2 separate regions of the Homo sapiens genome follow, and region 2 is linked to region 1. Evidence: chromatin loops called from intact Hi-C (ENCODE). Cell type or tissue: HCT116. All regions are shown on one strand.

Region 1 (8,000 bases):
TCCTGAGTCGCGGGTGGGAACTTGTGACCCTTCCCTATCACAGATCGGTGAGGGTGACTCTCGGCTCTCCCGGGCTCTCTTTCTTCGTAACCACAGAGCGCCGGCTTTCCATCTGTCCCCTCGCCCCTCTTCCCTGCTCCCAGCCCAGATATGTCCTCGAATTATAGACTTACATCCCCAACGACTTTGGCCATGTGTCCGATACCTCGGACTTAATATGTCCAGAACTGAATCCAGTCTCCCTCACACCCAGGCTTGCTCCATGCAGGCCTCCCCCATCCGCATTCTTTCCTTCACTCAAACCTCGGAGTCATCCTTGCTTGGAGCATTCCCTTCCTTCCCATGCCACAGCACAGCCCGTCTTGTCAACGCTGCTGCTGGCTCTACTTTCAAAACACACCCAGAACCCAGCTGCTTCTTGCCACTTCCATGTTTTGTCCCCTCTATTTCCTTCATTTCCTCGACAGTCTCAGCAGGTCTCCCAGGCGCCCCCGTGTCCCCTCAGCCTGTCTTAGAGCAGGAACCAGAGCGGTCCTGTTAAACACAGGTCGGAGGGGTGTTTTCCTGTGCTCAGACTCTCCAAGCCGTCCCCCTTCACCGTGAGTAAGAGTGGGGAGCTGGCACTGGCCCGCAGGGCTCCAGCGTCCCTGCCCTGACCCCGCTTCCCCCTCTAGCCCCATTCCTTCTCCCTCCACTCGCCCCACGTCGTTCTGCCGTCACGCTGGTCTCTGGATATTCACGGAGCATTCGCACATTCCAGTCCCGGAGCCTATACCCGCTGTGGCCTCTGCCCCAGTGCTGTCCTCTGTGTGTCCGCGGGGCTCACTCCTCAGCTCTCCCAGCCTTCACTTAGGTCACCTTCTCCGTGAGGCCTTCCTGGGTCTCTCCAACTGAACAATGGCACCGTCCCTTCACACTCTGGCCCCTCGCTCGGGCTCCCCTCACCCCCATGGAATGTGCCATACCTGTCTTCATTTCTCTTGCGGTCTGCTCCTCCACCAGAACGCAAGCTCCCTAAGAGCAGCGCTTTCAGACGTTTTGTTCACTGCTGCCTCCCCAGTGCCTGTTAACGGCCTGGCATACAGTTAGGTGCTCAGTAAGTCTTTTTTGAAAGGAGAGAGAGAAAACGCACAATTGTGCATGCACACGGGGTAGCCATATAAAATGGGCTCTTACTACGGATTGTGGTTAAAAGAAAAATCTGAAAGCCCTGCCTCAACTGAAACCTACCCCGCCTGCTTCTCCTCATCTTCATTTCTGCGCAGAGCTCCAGACTTCCCATATGGGATCCACAAACCTCCTCGCTCTTCATCTTCTAGGGACAGCCTTTTGCCGCCAGGCTCCAACAGAAGCTGAGATGTCTCCTGGGGGCCCTGCTGTGGTCTGGAATGGAGAAGACCCTTCCACGCTGGGAGGAGGGGCTGGTTTCCTTCCTCGTTTTCACGCCTGTTCTGAGGTTTTCTTTCCTCCCTCTTGCAACAGCCCAGGCTTGTTTCCAGCTCGCGCCGCCCTCAGCCCACCTCGCTCCTTCCCTCTTCCAGCCTGCACCCTCCCCTGCCCGCCACGCTCTCGGGGGTCATCGCTGGGCGGGTTGCTGTTTGTTGACCTCCCCCTTCCAGGGCACTTTCTTCACACACCTGTCATTCACTGTCCTGAGGGAGAGTTTTTGTCACCACTGGGCAGAAACATCTCTGAAATCTCGGCTGCAGATAACTGCTTTCCAATCACAGCGATCCTTTCATCCGAGTTGCAGAAATATCCTCTATGGCCATAACTTCTTACCTCAACTCTTCCACTCACGAAGTCACCACTTTCTTACTAAGAGTGGCCTTTTCTTGGTTCCCTGGCTGGCATTCGATGCCAGTGCTGCCAACTTCACTGCTTCCACCGGCTCCACAGCTGCCTGGCACGCCCAGCCCCTCGGGGTTTGCTGGCTCGGGGCGTCCCCTTCATTGTAGTTCAGGGCCCCTTCAGTGCACATTTAGGGTGAGCCGGTGTGTTAAGCCACACCACACTGACTTTGGGAGATGGGCCGATGCTGGCCTTAGACTGCAGGGACTGCGTTGAGACTTTTCTGGAAACATATAGGTGTGCCTGCATGGAGACTTTTCTGGAAAGCCATCCTGGAAGTGGCCATTTGGAAAGCAGGCAAGCCTTGACCCTTGGGAAAGGTGGGACTTCCTCTCCCCGGGCCCAGGGAGTGGGAGGGGAGAGGATTGGCCTGTGGCTTTGTGGAATTTGGTGTTTTCCCACGGGGGGAGATGGTAGTTGCAGAGCCTGGGAGGTTCCTTTAGCTTCAAGGGGACTTGTCTGTGTCCAGGCCCTCTCTCAAGCACAAGAGAAAGGTGACGATGCAGGATCCTTCCCTCAGGTGACACCCTCTCAGCTCAGCCACCAGAGTTCATGGCCAGCCTTGGTTGCGGGTGTGGGTCTGAAGAGTGGATCATGAAAAGCTGGTGGTTCTCCTGAAGGGAAACCCTCGAAACTTCTTTCTCACCCTCTGAGGAGTTGGTGGAAATATCTCAGGCCTCCGCTTGGGAAGAACGTGGAGCAGGGCTGGTGCCGCCGCAGAGACCAGCAAGCCGGGCTTGGTTCTGCAGGAATGAGTCTGAGGCACTTGCGGGTCCTGCTCTCTCAGCGGGGGCGATGGAGGAAGCCACCCTGCCATGTCCTTGTATTTAGAGAAGGGGCTCTGGGGAAAGCGACGTGGTGCTTGACTACTTCATCATCAGATTAGGAAGATATCTGGGGCCTTAATTTGGATAACTGGGTCAAGATTATACAACAATTATGGTTATATGCAAATTCTGTTGCTTTAAAAATAGGAATCACCTTATTTAATTATTTTAGGATCACAAAGCTTCCGTCCTCCAAGAATGACCACACGGTGGACATTTCAGGAGCCTTGGAGAGCCACACCTCTAATTCCCCCATCACCCTGAACGTGCAGCTTGCCATCCTTCTGTTTTTGTCTGTAAACTGGTGGCTATTGTCCTAAATCATTTTTCTTAGGGAATTTTCCGTAACATCAACCCCAATATTTTAACAATTGTGGCGTGTTTGGGATGGGGATCCCAAGCATTTCATCAGATTCAAGCATTTCCTATACTTGGAGCTTTTTTCTTTTTGGTTTCTAAAACTAGGTAAATAAGTGTATTTGGTTTCCTAACCTCCAAAGCCTTACTGATTTAATTTTTGCTAAATGGCACTGCTGAATTTTAATGTACACAACAGAGGGTCCTTGGAGGAACCGGTGTCACTCCACTCCAGGGGCCCCTTTCTCATTGAATTTTAGATGGTGCAGAAGGAATTGGGCTAGCGCCTTTCCTAGGAAGCCATGGGAAGATTTAGCACTCCAAAAAATTGTTTTAATTCAGCACCTCCAACAACCTGTCCCCGGACTCTTGTTTTTCTTAGTGCTAAACTATAACCACCTAGAACACACGCTTTTCACATTCTGAATAGTAACTTGAAGGCTGGTGATTCTGAATAGTAACTTGAAGGCTGGTGAACCATTAAATTCAACTGTTGTAAAATCTGATCCTGCCACGAGGTGGCAGTGTGGTCTTGTGTCTTGAGGCTTTCTGCACGATGGAAAACCCAAGTTGGTTTACACTGTCTGTACTGATAGACATTTAGTACAGACAGTATAAACCAATTCCTTTCAAAAACCCACATCTCAAACAAAATCAAACTATTAAGTTTTTAGTGCAAACTGTAATTGCAGGCTGAAGGAAGCTTTCTTTTTGATTCTAAGGATAGATATAAAACTTCTCCACTCTCCCTTAGAAGATATAAGAGTTTGTTTTTCCAGTAGAAAATTAGGCTAATTACAGTGATAATGTGGGTAAGCTTTTGTGGTATCTTTGATGAAAATATATAGTAGAATAATACCTTTAATTTCATTACTAACTTTCATCTGTGTGACTTACTTTGTTGAAAGCATTAATTTTTTATAATGTCTTATAATTACAGAAGGCATTATGTGTTTTTCTTTACCTGATCCTTCCCTCAAATGTTGAATAACTTTTTGATTTCATGATTAAATTCTGGGTTCTATGTACATCTCTCTTACCACACCCCCAACATGTTAACATGTAAATAGCCTATCTTGTCCACCCATTGTCAACTGGAAGCTCTGACTGAGGGGAAAGCAAGCTTGAATAAGGGCTTAAAAAAACAGTAATTTAAAAAGCAAAAAAGTCCTAACTTTTTTATTGCTGAAAATGTTAAGACACAATTGTCTTTGAGTTTACTGTTTTGGAACTCTAATGAGGGCCATCTCATTAACTTGAATGCTTTTGAACTCAGTTTAGCTTTAACGCGTGTGCTCTCAGGCAGGCAGGCAGGCAGGCGTGTTCCTCTGGTATTGCAAACATCTGTTTGGAATGGATCTAAATTCACATACACCATGCCTGTGCATTCAACATACCACCCTACCTAAGAGCTAAGGATGAAGAAGATGGTTATCTTTGACAAAAATCATAATTCCTGAGTGTCTCCATTGCACTTGGTGAAAATGTCACTTGGTCTGGGCCAGGTGACAGCCATGGGGTTAGACCAAGGGGCCAGGCCATGGATTAGAGCAGGCCTCAGACCCAGAGCTTGATCAAGGGGGGAATCACCCACAAACGAATGAACGCCTACTCTGTGGCTGTCAGTTTACTTACATTGGCTCCTGCAATCCCTCCAACAGGCCCATATCTCCCCTTTCCACAGAGGAAAAAGGTTTACCAGGTATGGTTGGCAGAACAAGGGGCCCCCAAAGATATCCACACCCTAATCCCCGGAACCTGTGAATACGTTAGATTACACAGCAAAGGGGAATTAAGGTTGCCCATATAATTAAGGTTGCTAATCCAATGACTTTCAGGTAGGGAGATTATTCTGGGTTATCCTGGTGGGTCCAATGTAATCATAAGAGTTTCTATGGCTGGAAAGGTGAGAACCAAAGAGATGGCAGCATGAAAAGGCCTCAGCCAGATGCTGCTGGCTTTGAAGATGGAGGAAAGGGCTTGAATAAGGGCTTAGAAGCCAAGGAATGTGGTGGCCTCAGGAAGCTGGAAAAGACATAAAATAGATTCTCTTGTAGAGCCTCTAGAAGGCGTACCGCCCTGCTGACACCTTGATTTTAACCAGTGAGACCCATTTGACTTCTGACCTCTAGACTTGCAAGAATGAATTTGTGCTGTGTAAGTCACTACATTCGTGGTAATTTGTTATGGCAGCAATTGGAAACTGACACACTGGTGCTCTATATTGTGGGTTACACAGGCGGCGTGGGGTGATTCCAGACTTAAATCATAGCTCACATGACTGAGAAAATGTTATTTCTTTGTTTCATGGATAAAGTGATATTTCTCACCTGCTAGGTAGAGGATGAGAGGAAAATCATTTTTAGTTCTGTTTGATATGAAATTTAGTCTTAATCCAATAATTAAAAAAAATCCCTTCAGGGAATGCTGTGTTTTTATTTTTAATAACCGTTCATTGTTTTAACTTCCTCCTTAATCACCTGCTCTGTTCTCATGGAGTGTGTGTGTCAGGTGACTCAGTGGCTGTGGGATTGGGGGGTCTCTGGTTCTCATCCAGCTCTGAGGCTCCCTGTCACCCCCTCATGTGTGTGGGTGGCCTCAGGGAAGGATTTTGCATAGAATGGGACTGAAGCGGGTGGGGCCTCAGGGAGTGGTTTTGCACAGGGTGGAGCCATGATGAGCTGGGCTTTGGGGTGCCTGCTGCTTCCTGCATTCCTGTGGGCAGGCCCAGTCTACACCGACATCGGGAGACCTTCGTGCCTGGTGTCCATTTCCCCAACTCTATAGACTTCTCCCCTCCTGGGTCTGCTGCCTGGAGTCCAGTCACCCTGGGTCCCCTCATTTCCCAGTCCAGCTCCCTGGTGCAGTCTGTGGTATAGCCCTCTCCTCCCTAATTAATTCCTCTTCTAGTCATAATGACCATCGAGGAGTGGCATGGAATTAAAGTCTCTGACTTTGGTTCTTTAGAAGCTGAAGAAAATTACAATTGTTTCAATATCTAAGCCTGTTTTTCAGCCCTCTTGTCCTGTGAAGGGGCTAAGTACCTTCCCTCTGTTGTCCCAGGGCCATAAGTATGGAGACCACAAAAGGCATATGTTTTATAGGGGGCTGTTAAGATGCATACTTTCCTGTTTGCTGTACATGGCTGTTTAGCAGAAGCTGCGCTGGGATTGGAGCCTCGGTCTCTGTCCTCAAAGCCCACATTCTCACCTACTACAACACCTTGGCAGGCTGCAGGTGGACAGAGGCTGTTAAGTTTCCAGGTAAGGAAATCTGGTCCTAAGGCCAGCATCTGGGAGGAGAAGGACGGTGTCTCCCTTTGGCATGATCTACCAGGAAGATGGAAATTACTACCATTCTCCAAAAGCGGCTCATTCTGCCAGAAGCTGTCTACATTAGAAGGGAGAACAAACTTGGAGGTGGAGTTGGAGGGGTGCAGCATTGGGAATGTCTGCTTCTCATTAGGTTGTGTGTGTGGGAGAGAGGGGCTAGGTGGAGTTCATTAGCATCATTAGGTAGTTGTCCTGGACTTTCCCCAGTGGGAAGGAATGAGGCCTCAGGGCACTTTCAATTAAAAAATCTGATTTTATGTCTTTGGGAAATAGTTTTATGTTTATTTCTTAACATACCATTTTCTAATGAAGCTATTTGACTTCTAAGAGAACACTTTTTATTGACTATAAAGAATAAAACAATCTTGTGATGTTGAAACCATGTTCCACAAATTCAGTATGGAGTCATCTGTCAAGAATAAACAAACCAACCAAAACCACCATACAGCTTATTCCAGAGTAAAATGTGATTTTTAAGACTTTTACTGCTCAGCACAGAGGTATTCTGGAAGTCCAAGCAGACATTACAATGGATTTGTACATGCAAAGTTGGAATAGGGTATTTCATGTGTCATAGGCCTTCCTGGAGCGGTAGCACTACTGCTCTTGCCTTACCCAAGATCCATTCTTCTTTCCTTCTTCACGGATGGAACCCTGCTTTTGTTTGGGGTAGCACTGTGCCCTACTAAAAAATTACATTTCTTGGCATCCTTTGTAGTTGGGGGAAGGTCATGTGATACTCTTCTGAACAATCAGAAGTGAAAGACTGCTGGAAATTTCTGGGAAGTTGTACTTTCCTATTTTGGCATCTACTACTTTCTCCTTGTGTTACTTTCCTCTTCTCCAGATTGAAAGGTGAATTTGATTGGCTTTATGTCTTCAAGTTTATTCTTAAAACCGTGAACTAAAGACTGAGAAAATTACAGAATTCTCAGCCCTGACACTTTTGAGCTGCTGGACTAATACTAATTGTCTGGATTTCATGTGGCATGAGAGAAAAATAATAGCCCTAATTTATTCAAGTGACTCATGATCAAATTTTCAGTACTCCTAATTTATATTTGACATTTCACCAATATAAATATAATTACACTTCTTGTATTTTTCTTACTAAAATGCTTCAGCTGCCACATGCCCATGTTTGCAGGAAGCCCAGGCTCTCTGTCTCGAGGCCTCTTCTGTCACTCCTCCCACCCCTCACGATGACCAAAGGTTTTCATTCTACCTCGAACTCCAGGTGGATGGATAGTTGGAAACCCTGACTGCCCACTAGCAGAGCCTATTGCCCACCACAGGATGTTCTTGGAAAAACCTTGAGCAGTCTTGTGCTTCCTAAACTGTGGTTGGCACAGCCTTTTCTTTAAAAGAAATTTTATCTGGAAATGTTATTACTTCACCTTCATTCTTGAAGGATATTTTGTTGGGCACACAATTCTAGGTTTTCAGTTATTTTTTTTCAGCCCTTTAAAGATATCATTCCATTGTCTTTGGGCTCCACTGTTTCTATGAATAGTCAGCTGTCAGTTTATTTGTTGCTCCTTTAAGGAATTTGTCTATTATTCTCAGGCTTTTAAAAGATGGCCTCTTTGTCTTTGGTTTTCAGCAGTTTTAATACAAAGGAGGTGTGGGACTT
Region 2 (8,000 bases), 1.1 Mb after region 1:
AGTTTGTGTTATGCGATAAATTTGGAGAAAGTATCATTAAAATCATAATAAAATTGAATTACTTTGATATCTCCTTGATACTGAATTATTCTCCTCATGGGTAAGTATCTGCATGCCAAACCAGGTCACACACTGACAGTTGTTATGTCCTGTGATTGAGAGTGATGTGTTAAAATCCCGTAATTATATTGCAATAGATATAAACTCCACGTGGACCCAGGCACTTCATACTTGCAGTCAGAATTTTTTTTTCTTATTTGTGTGCGTGTGTTTGCATGTGTGTGTGTGACAGAGCGAGACTCTGTCGCCCAGGTTGGAGTGCAATGGCACGATCTCGGCTCACTGCAACCTCCACCTCTGGGTTCAAGTGAGTCTCCTGGCTCAGCCTCCTGAGTAGCTGGGATTACAGACACCCACCACTGCACCTGGCTAATTTTTGTATTTTTGTAGTAGAGACGGGGTTTCACCATGTCGGCCAGTCAGAACTTTTTAAAGCATCCTTCGCCTCTAGCTTATAAAACAGAAAAGTACAGTATGGAATTCGTTTTGCAACACTTATTACAGAGAAAGTTATATGTTTACCCCAACAGTGTATTATCCCAACTTAAAAGATGTATCCTAGAAATTGTATGCCACGTAAGAGGAGAGAAGAAACAGAAATGAAAACGTTTATTGTTAATGTATTGGTCAGTTTGCAAACAAGCTAAACTAAAAAATAATTATTGAGCTCCAATTCTATGTTCTATGAAATAAATTGGAAGAAAAATACAATTCAGTTCAACACAATTCACACTTATTTTTTAAAATTCTGAGCAATTAGAGTAGATTGTAAGTCCTAAATTGTGAAATATGGACTTTATGTCCTATAGGGGTTCAGAAGAGAGAGATTATTATGGATTGGAATGAGAGGGAACTTCATAAAAGAAGCTAACCTACTCTGCCATTTCTGAAAGCACTCTCCCTGTTTCCAGCCCTCTTTCCAGAAGACCACTTTGCTGTTAAACACATATGAAATGACAGGCCTGTGACTCCGGCAGTCTGTTTGACTTGGTGCCTAACTGAAGAAAAACAAAGAAAAGCCTGCTGACCTTTGTGGATTTCTTCCAGAATTATGATTCTATGTCAAAGTAACAGGGGCTATAATATGCAAAGTTTTCTTAATGTTTCCATCCATATAGGTTTGTTAGGCACTTAAATAATTTCTGCAAACGAATTTTCCTTTCCAAGTTTGTCTCCATATCAAAAACACTTCTGGACCAAATAAGACTCTGAGTAAGAACCTGAATACCCCATTGCCACACACTTGTATGCATTTATGTCCACCTGGACTTCTGAGTTAAACAACAGTAGGTGAGATGTAAGATAAGAAGGAGGAAGTCACACTTGTTTTTCATTGGCTCAAAACATTGTAAAAGATACTCTGCACACTTTAAGAGAACTCTAGTAAAATTACAGTCTTTATAACCTTTCTCATTTTCTCTAGGTCCTAGTCACCAGAACCACTATACAGTAACACAGCCATAAAAATCATACCACCCGTTCACATATAATTCATCATATTCTGCTTGGATAATGTAAATTGCTTGCAAGAAAAAGCCACAAATCTTTAAACTGCTTAGCTGAGCAATATTATTTCTAAGTTGTATTTTCCTTCCTTAATTTTTAACTCAAACTTACTCAATGACAGGAAATTAAAAGGTAACCATTCCCATGCCAAGTGTAAGCCGGAGGCCCTTATTTAAGAATCTCCACCCATTCCAAAAGTTTTAGGTACAATGCAGTTTCTTGTGCTCATTCATCATTTTCCAACACCCATTGAGATATGGGAGGCAGTACTCCTCCTGCAAACCCCTGGATGAAGACTGAATGTATCTATGACCTGTGAACACCCCACAGTGCAGCTGAGGAGCAGCATGTAGTCAGGAAAGAGCATTCCATCAGAGCCCAGAAACGTGGCTTCCTCTACTGGCCCTACCACTTGCTTAATAAGTGTTCTTGGGTAAATTATGTATCTTCTCAACATTTCAATTTCTGCATTGATTAAATGTATAATACATGCATACATACAAATAAAATTAGCTCTATACAACCTATAGGTATAACGGTGAGACACAAATTAGATAACATATGAAACTTAAAAAATCTATAAAGGGCTATGCTTGAATTTTCCAATGTTTCCAACCTCTTTAAGATAAAAAAGAAGACAGTAAGAATCATGATTTTGAAACCACTGTAGCTTTGACTAGACATAGGTGGATAGGTGTTTGATATATCCTTACGCAAAATAACTGGGCAAAAGATATTGTTTAGGATATGTGTCTAATTCACAAAATTAGTCTTAACAACCAAGCTCAGGCAGTCTGTAAGATCCCAGGCTGAAAATAAAACAAAAGGGAACAGAAAGGAAGGGAAAGGAAAGAACAGAACGAATACAACCTCTATAGCTTAAAGTAATACATAGAAATTCATTAGCATGGTCTGCATGCATAAAATCCCTCCCGCAATGCTGGGCTCAACAAGCGATTGGGTGACAGCAGCACACTCTTTGCAGAAGATAACACACATGCATTGACTTTAATTTTGCAGACAAATGGAACATTCTGTAGGCAGAAAGGGGAAAAACAGACAAATGGAACATTCTATAGGCAGAAAGGGCGGAAAAAAGCTATTGCAGGCTCCAAGATATTAGAGACATCGTTTGAACAGATTTCTTCTTAAACTAGCCTGCTTTGGCGAATGTTTTTATTATGCTCCATTTTCTGGTTTTACGTCACAGAACAGTGGTGCTCTCCTGTCAAACATTCAAGCAAATATCCTGAATACTCCTTTCTCACTCTCCTCTAACTGACATATATATAACTATATGTGTCATATAACTAACATATATATATGATCCACATGTAATAGATCCAACTTAAGAAGTGAGGTTATATAGGTCAATGGGATGACATATATTATCCTATATCTTTATTGGTTGATTGGATGATTATATATGTCATCCTATTAACCTATATAACTTCACTTCTTAAGTTGAATCTATTTTAAATAGGCACACACACACACACACACACACACACAAAATTTCTTCCCCTTTTCATCACCACTCTCAGAATTAAAAACTAGCAAAATAAGCTAAAATACTTGATATTTTAAGATCCCTTCAAGGATTTAGCTTCCTGATGCATTCTTACGAAAAGGAAATACAACTGCATTAACCTCTCCAACCCTCCCCACCCCGTATAGACACACAGACTCTGCTTTTTAAATGAGAGCTATACAAGTTGGAACAGCCTTGGATAAACTGTAGTCCAGAAAGTCAAATATACACCTCTACAGATGACATGAACCTGCTTTAACTTTTCAGGAAAAGCCTCAAAAATCATAGAGTTCTTGTTGGCTAAATACCATCTGAAAAAAAAAAAAGGCTTCATATCAGCTATGTCAAACCAAAATCAGAATTTTCAGTAGTTGCTCTTCAACAAGTCCAGAAGAAGTCCATTCTCTTCCCTTTTAGAACAATACATTTTAGCTATTTCTTCTATTATTATTATTGACACCTTACGCTTACTCCTTTAGCACTGTTTCTAAATATAACCTCAGAATTAAATTTTGAACTCCTTGAGTTTAGAGACATTATTTTATTTATTTTTCTTTATATCTTAAGTCCTAACTAAGAAAATATCCAATAAAGGTTGAGGAGGTAATGACTAAATTGATCAGAACATAATCAGGGTTTTAACTGTCATCTTCACTATTGATAAGTAAAGCAATTCTGTGGTATAATTAAATTAGCTACATAAGGGGATGTTTTGTTGCTGTTTTTGAACAATAGCACAGAAGTACTTGGCTGGGAATGTGAATGTTACGTAATTTTCAGGATTGTATCATTCATATAGAAAATACATATTCTAATATGATCTATGTACCTGCATATTAGGTGCATTTGTACCCAGAGTAGAGACGTCTCTTTCTGAAATCATTCCTCCTATCTTTTGGTCCTCGTCCCCATAATTATCCTCAATGTGGGCGAAAAAAGTGTATTTTGGTTTCACATTAAGTCAGTTCTTAGTGCCACTTTTCTTCCCAATAAATTTGATTTTCATGAAGTTGGATTCCATTAGTCTCCTTTCTGAAAAACATTCTTACTTTTTCACAATTCAAACCTCAAATAACACTTAAAATAAAAGATCAGTTAAAATTATTTTAATTTTTCTAGAAAAATTAGGAATGAGGCCAATTAAATGGGGTGAGTGGGAATGGTCCGAAAGTCCTTGAAATGCCACATTGAACTGTTTTCTACAAAACAGCTCCCTCTGGTGGAAGCAGAACCCTTTCTCTGGGTGAGACCAGGCACACAACCTGGAAAGTTAGGGCATCCTCTGAAAACGGACAGTCCAAGGCAGGTGGGAGAAAAGACGAATTCTAAAACCCGAACTATGAAATGGTTTGTCTTCAAATTAAACTGTTCTCATCACTGCCCAAAAGTTTTTGGAATAATCTGCCAGGGAACCCTAAACAGTCATGTATTAATATCTGCAAAATATGCAAAATTCAAAGTTCAGAGAAGCTGCCCTCCAGCTGCTAAGTAGATGGGACTACATAATTCACAAGTTCCCAAATTTAATCAAGAGCCCTAAGGATAAAGAGAAAGAGAAATTAAACACCGAGCTCAGAAGCTGTGAAAGTCTGTGCAGATTGGAGGAAAGAGTGGCCTTGGAAGTTCAGCCTCGAGTTCATGAATAGACAAAGGCATGATTTCAAAGCAAAAACAGCCCTATAGAATCCATCCTGTACTCCACACAGTCACTTTCATTGTTTGTAAAGGTCAGTGGGTTTTTATACTAAATAGCTGGAACTGAAGGACATCATGATGTTACTCATTGTTTATTTTACCATATTATCTCTCCACATCTGTGGTCTTTTGTGTTTACACTACATTTTTTCATCATTTTTCTACGATGTCAATTTGTATGGTTCTTCTTAATGTAAAAAAAATACAAACTATTGCTGCTTAACGACAACTTATAAAAATGTAAATGAATGTAAATGCTATACAAATTTGGAAAATTGAGTAAAACCCAACAAGGAACCTACTTACTACCTCTTTATTGAAATCTCCAGCAGAGTAACATCCATTCATTCAGTATCTATATTACCACTTAGGGCAAAATGCAGTGGCATTGAAAACTATCTCTAGGACTGAGCAGAAAGAGTGACAGTGACTCTTCTCCATGACTGCCATGCCCCAGGTATCTCTGTCTAGATGACCATCTTCTCTGAGCTCCTGGTTGGCTAGCGTCTTCTATCCATCATTTCTATTTCAGATTACTTGCTGAAGGCCAAATCATCTCTCTGGTAAAAATGCTGCCTCTCAGCAGTGTTCTGGGGAGAGACAATATGGAGTACCTTCTAGTCATCTCCTCTAAGGATGATCAAATATACTTTCATTGAGGTCACACAAGGAAAAGCCTGCCTCTGCCAATGAAAAACACTAAGAAATCCGCCTGTAAAGATGACTTCTCAGAGGACAGACCCTGGATCTGAGATCTAGCCCTCGTCCCCACAGTCTCAGGAGGAGGGCTGCTATGAGGAGCCAGGAGCAGCTGTCACAGCTCAGTCACACAGGGTCAGATCCCACCCCACCCACGCAGGCCTGCAGGCTGGGGATGGCCATGTGCACTTCATACACACAGTCCTCTCTGACCCTTGTGTGGCCACATTTTAGATAGCTAGTGTGGGAAGAGGAAGTTTGACTACTTCATCAATCAAAACAGTGAATGAATAAACATCACCAGTGACCAGTGTCGGTTTCTTGTCTGCAAAACAATGATGCCCTGAGATAATGCTGTCTGAGCTAGACTCGCTGTGGTGGGAGGCAGGGTGGAAAGCTGAGGTTAGAGAACAGGGTGACCTGTCCACAGATGTGGACTCTTTCCATCCTACATGCTACTGCATCTCAGTGCCTGAGAGGAGGCTACCCATTAGAAAGGCAATCGTCATTGTCACCAGATGGGCATGCTTGGTCTCAGATTTGCTCAGATGTCATACACCTTTGGGGGGCAGGAAAAGAAATGCCAGAAATAAAATCCATAGCACATTAAGTAGATTGTAAAATGTCAGTATGTAACTCAAGCTAATAAAATAATTCAGGGATGCTAATCAACCTTCCAAGTTGAATTAAATTTATGGTTAAATGAGATACAGAAAATACTTCTTCAAAGAAGAATCTGAGGATAATTATTGGTTTTATCAGTAATTTGGTTCTAAAGACAAAAATATATTATCCAAAAAAATTGTTTGGCCATAGAAAGGAGGGGTACTCCAGATACAAGTCTAATTGGCTAACCATAATCCCAGCCTGATCAAATTTCTAGTATGTTTTGTTGTTAACGTATGATGTCTGTATAAATGAACACTTGGTAGAGTAGATCAACTTTTGCATTAAATTGAAGACTGGAGTCTACAAATGCTTATCTTATGGAGCCCAAACTGAGCCAAGCAAATGGTGATTTGAAAAAAGAGGAAATATCTCCTCCCTTTAAACGCACACACACACACACACACACACACACACTCACAGAACATATATGTATGATTATTAGGGTTACCAGATTAGACAATAAAATACAGCACATACATTTAAATTTCAACTTCAAATACAAATGAATAATTCAATATTTTGGTATAAATGTCCCACGTATTAGTATGCTAAAAATTACTTGTTGTATGTCTGAAATTCAAACAATTTATCTGGCAATCATAACTACAACACAAACACATGTAATAACAGGTGTGTGTAGACTGTAGTAATTTTTATGTTAATTTTGGAGATTTTTTCTCTGTAGGAGAGAGAGAGGTTGAGAGAGCAAGAGAGAGACAACAAATCTATCAGTATAACAAGAACTGAGAGTAAGAAAAGAATCATGAAATCTACTGGAAAAAAGTATCCATATTATCCCTAAACACATATACTTCCCAAAATACACAGAGAGCTTACTGATTTTTTTTTTTCTTGAGACCGAGTCTTGCTCTGTTGCCCAGGCTCATTGCAACCTCCGCCTCCCGGGTTCAAGCAATTCTTCTGCCTCAGCCTCCTGAGTAGCTGAGACCATAGGCACGTGCCATCATGCCTGGCTGATTTTTTTGTATTTTTAGTAGAGACAGGGGGTTTCGTCATGTTTGCCCGGCTGGTCATGAACTCCTGACCTCAGGTGATCCACCTGCCTTGGCCTCCAAAAGTGCAGGGATTACAGGTTGAGCCACCGTGTCTGGCTGGTATTTTTAAAAAGAATACCATTGTAAGTAAAAATGATCTTATCAGTATGTTAGTACTGACATTTCCCAAGATTTATGCTATTATTCCTTTCATGCATTTTAATAAAGTAGGATACTTTAGAATCCAAAATTGAGATAAAAAAATTTTGAGGAAAATTTTCTTTGTGTTTGTGTATACTAATATACTATATATATATATACACACACACACTAATATAATATATATTATACATAAAATATATATTTAAATAATACTACCTCAGGAAATTGTTGTATTATAACAAATAAAGTCTTTTCAAAATGTGGAAACAAATATTATTAATAATAACTTAAGCATTGAAAATAAAACACAAGTACAAGTTTCTTTCACACCCGCTTCTTTGCACCTGTAAGGATAACACTCAACTAACACAGTACGGCACTTTGAGATGCAGACTGAGTCTTAAGTTTAAAGTTCCAGGCCTTCTAAAAAACATTTCAGAAAAGTTACCACTAATTGTGAATCAAATACAGAGAATACTTCACTAAAGAGGAAGCTGTAGCCATTTTATAGAGGCTTTCCTAGGCCACACTATTTTCAAAGATAGGAATACATAACCACCTTAAAGAAATGTGTTGCAAAAAGTATGATGGTCGTACTTTCCTTTTTCAAGCCTCTGTGTCACTACAAACCTAACCCTCACATTCTACTGTGAAATCTATACAGTTGATTCTTGTTATTCATG

The links. Hi-C counts contacts between places; a loop is a spot of excess contacts. Peaks named below come from ENCODE experiments on the same cell type or tissue, not always from the same donor. Only the 100,000 strongest peaks of a DNase experiment are listed, where the experiment ranks them.
Region 2: it touches region 1 in a loop (16-fold over the local background); 10 of 110 quality-filtered maps call a loop at or near these places.

The regions. Positions count from the first base shown.
Region 1 is chr18:9,967,961-9,975,960 of GRCh38, forward strand. No RefSeq gene overlaps it. Among named protein-coding and RNA genes, the nearest start is that of VAPA, 58 kb to the left of the region's middle. In HCT116, a CTCF peak has its summit at 3,568 (motif pointing right); DNase peaks (open chromatin) are centred at 3,581 and 7,861.
Region 2 is chr18:11,036,699-11,044,698 of GRCh38, forward strand. All of the region lies in intron 2 of PIEZO2 (piezo type mechanosensitive ion channel component 2), which reads right to left. Among named protein-coding and RNA genes, the nearest start is that of PIEZO2, 110 kb to the right of the region's middle. In HCT116, a CTCF peak has its summit at 4,331 (motif pointing left); a DNase peak (open chromatin) is centred at 4,333; H3K27me3 peaks cover 1,526 bases.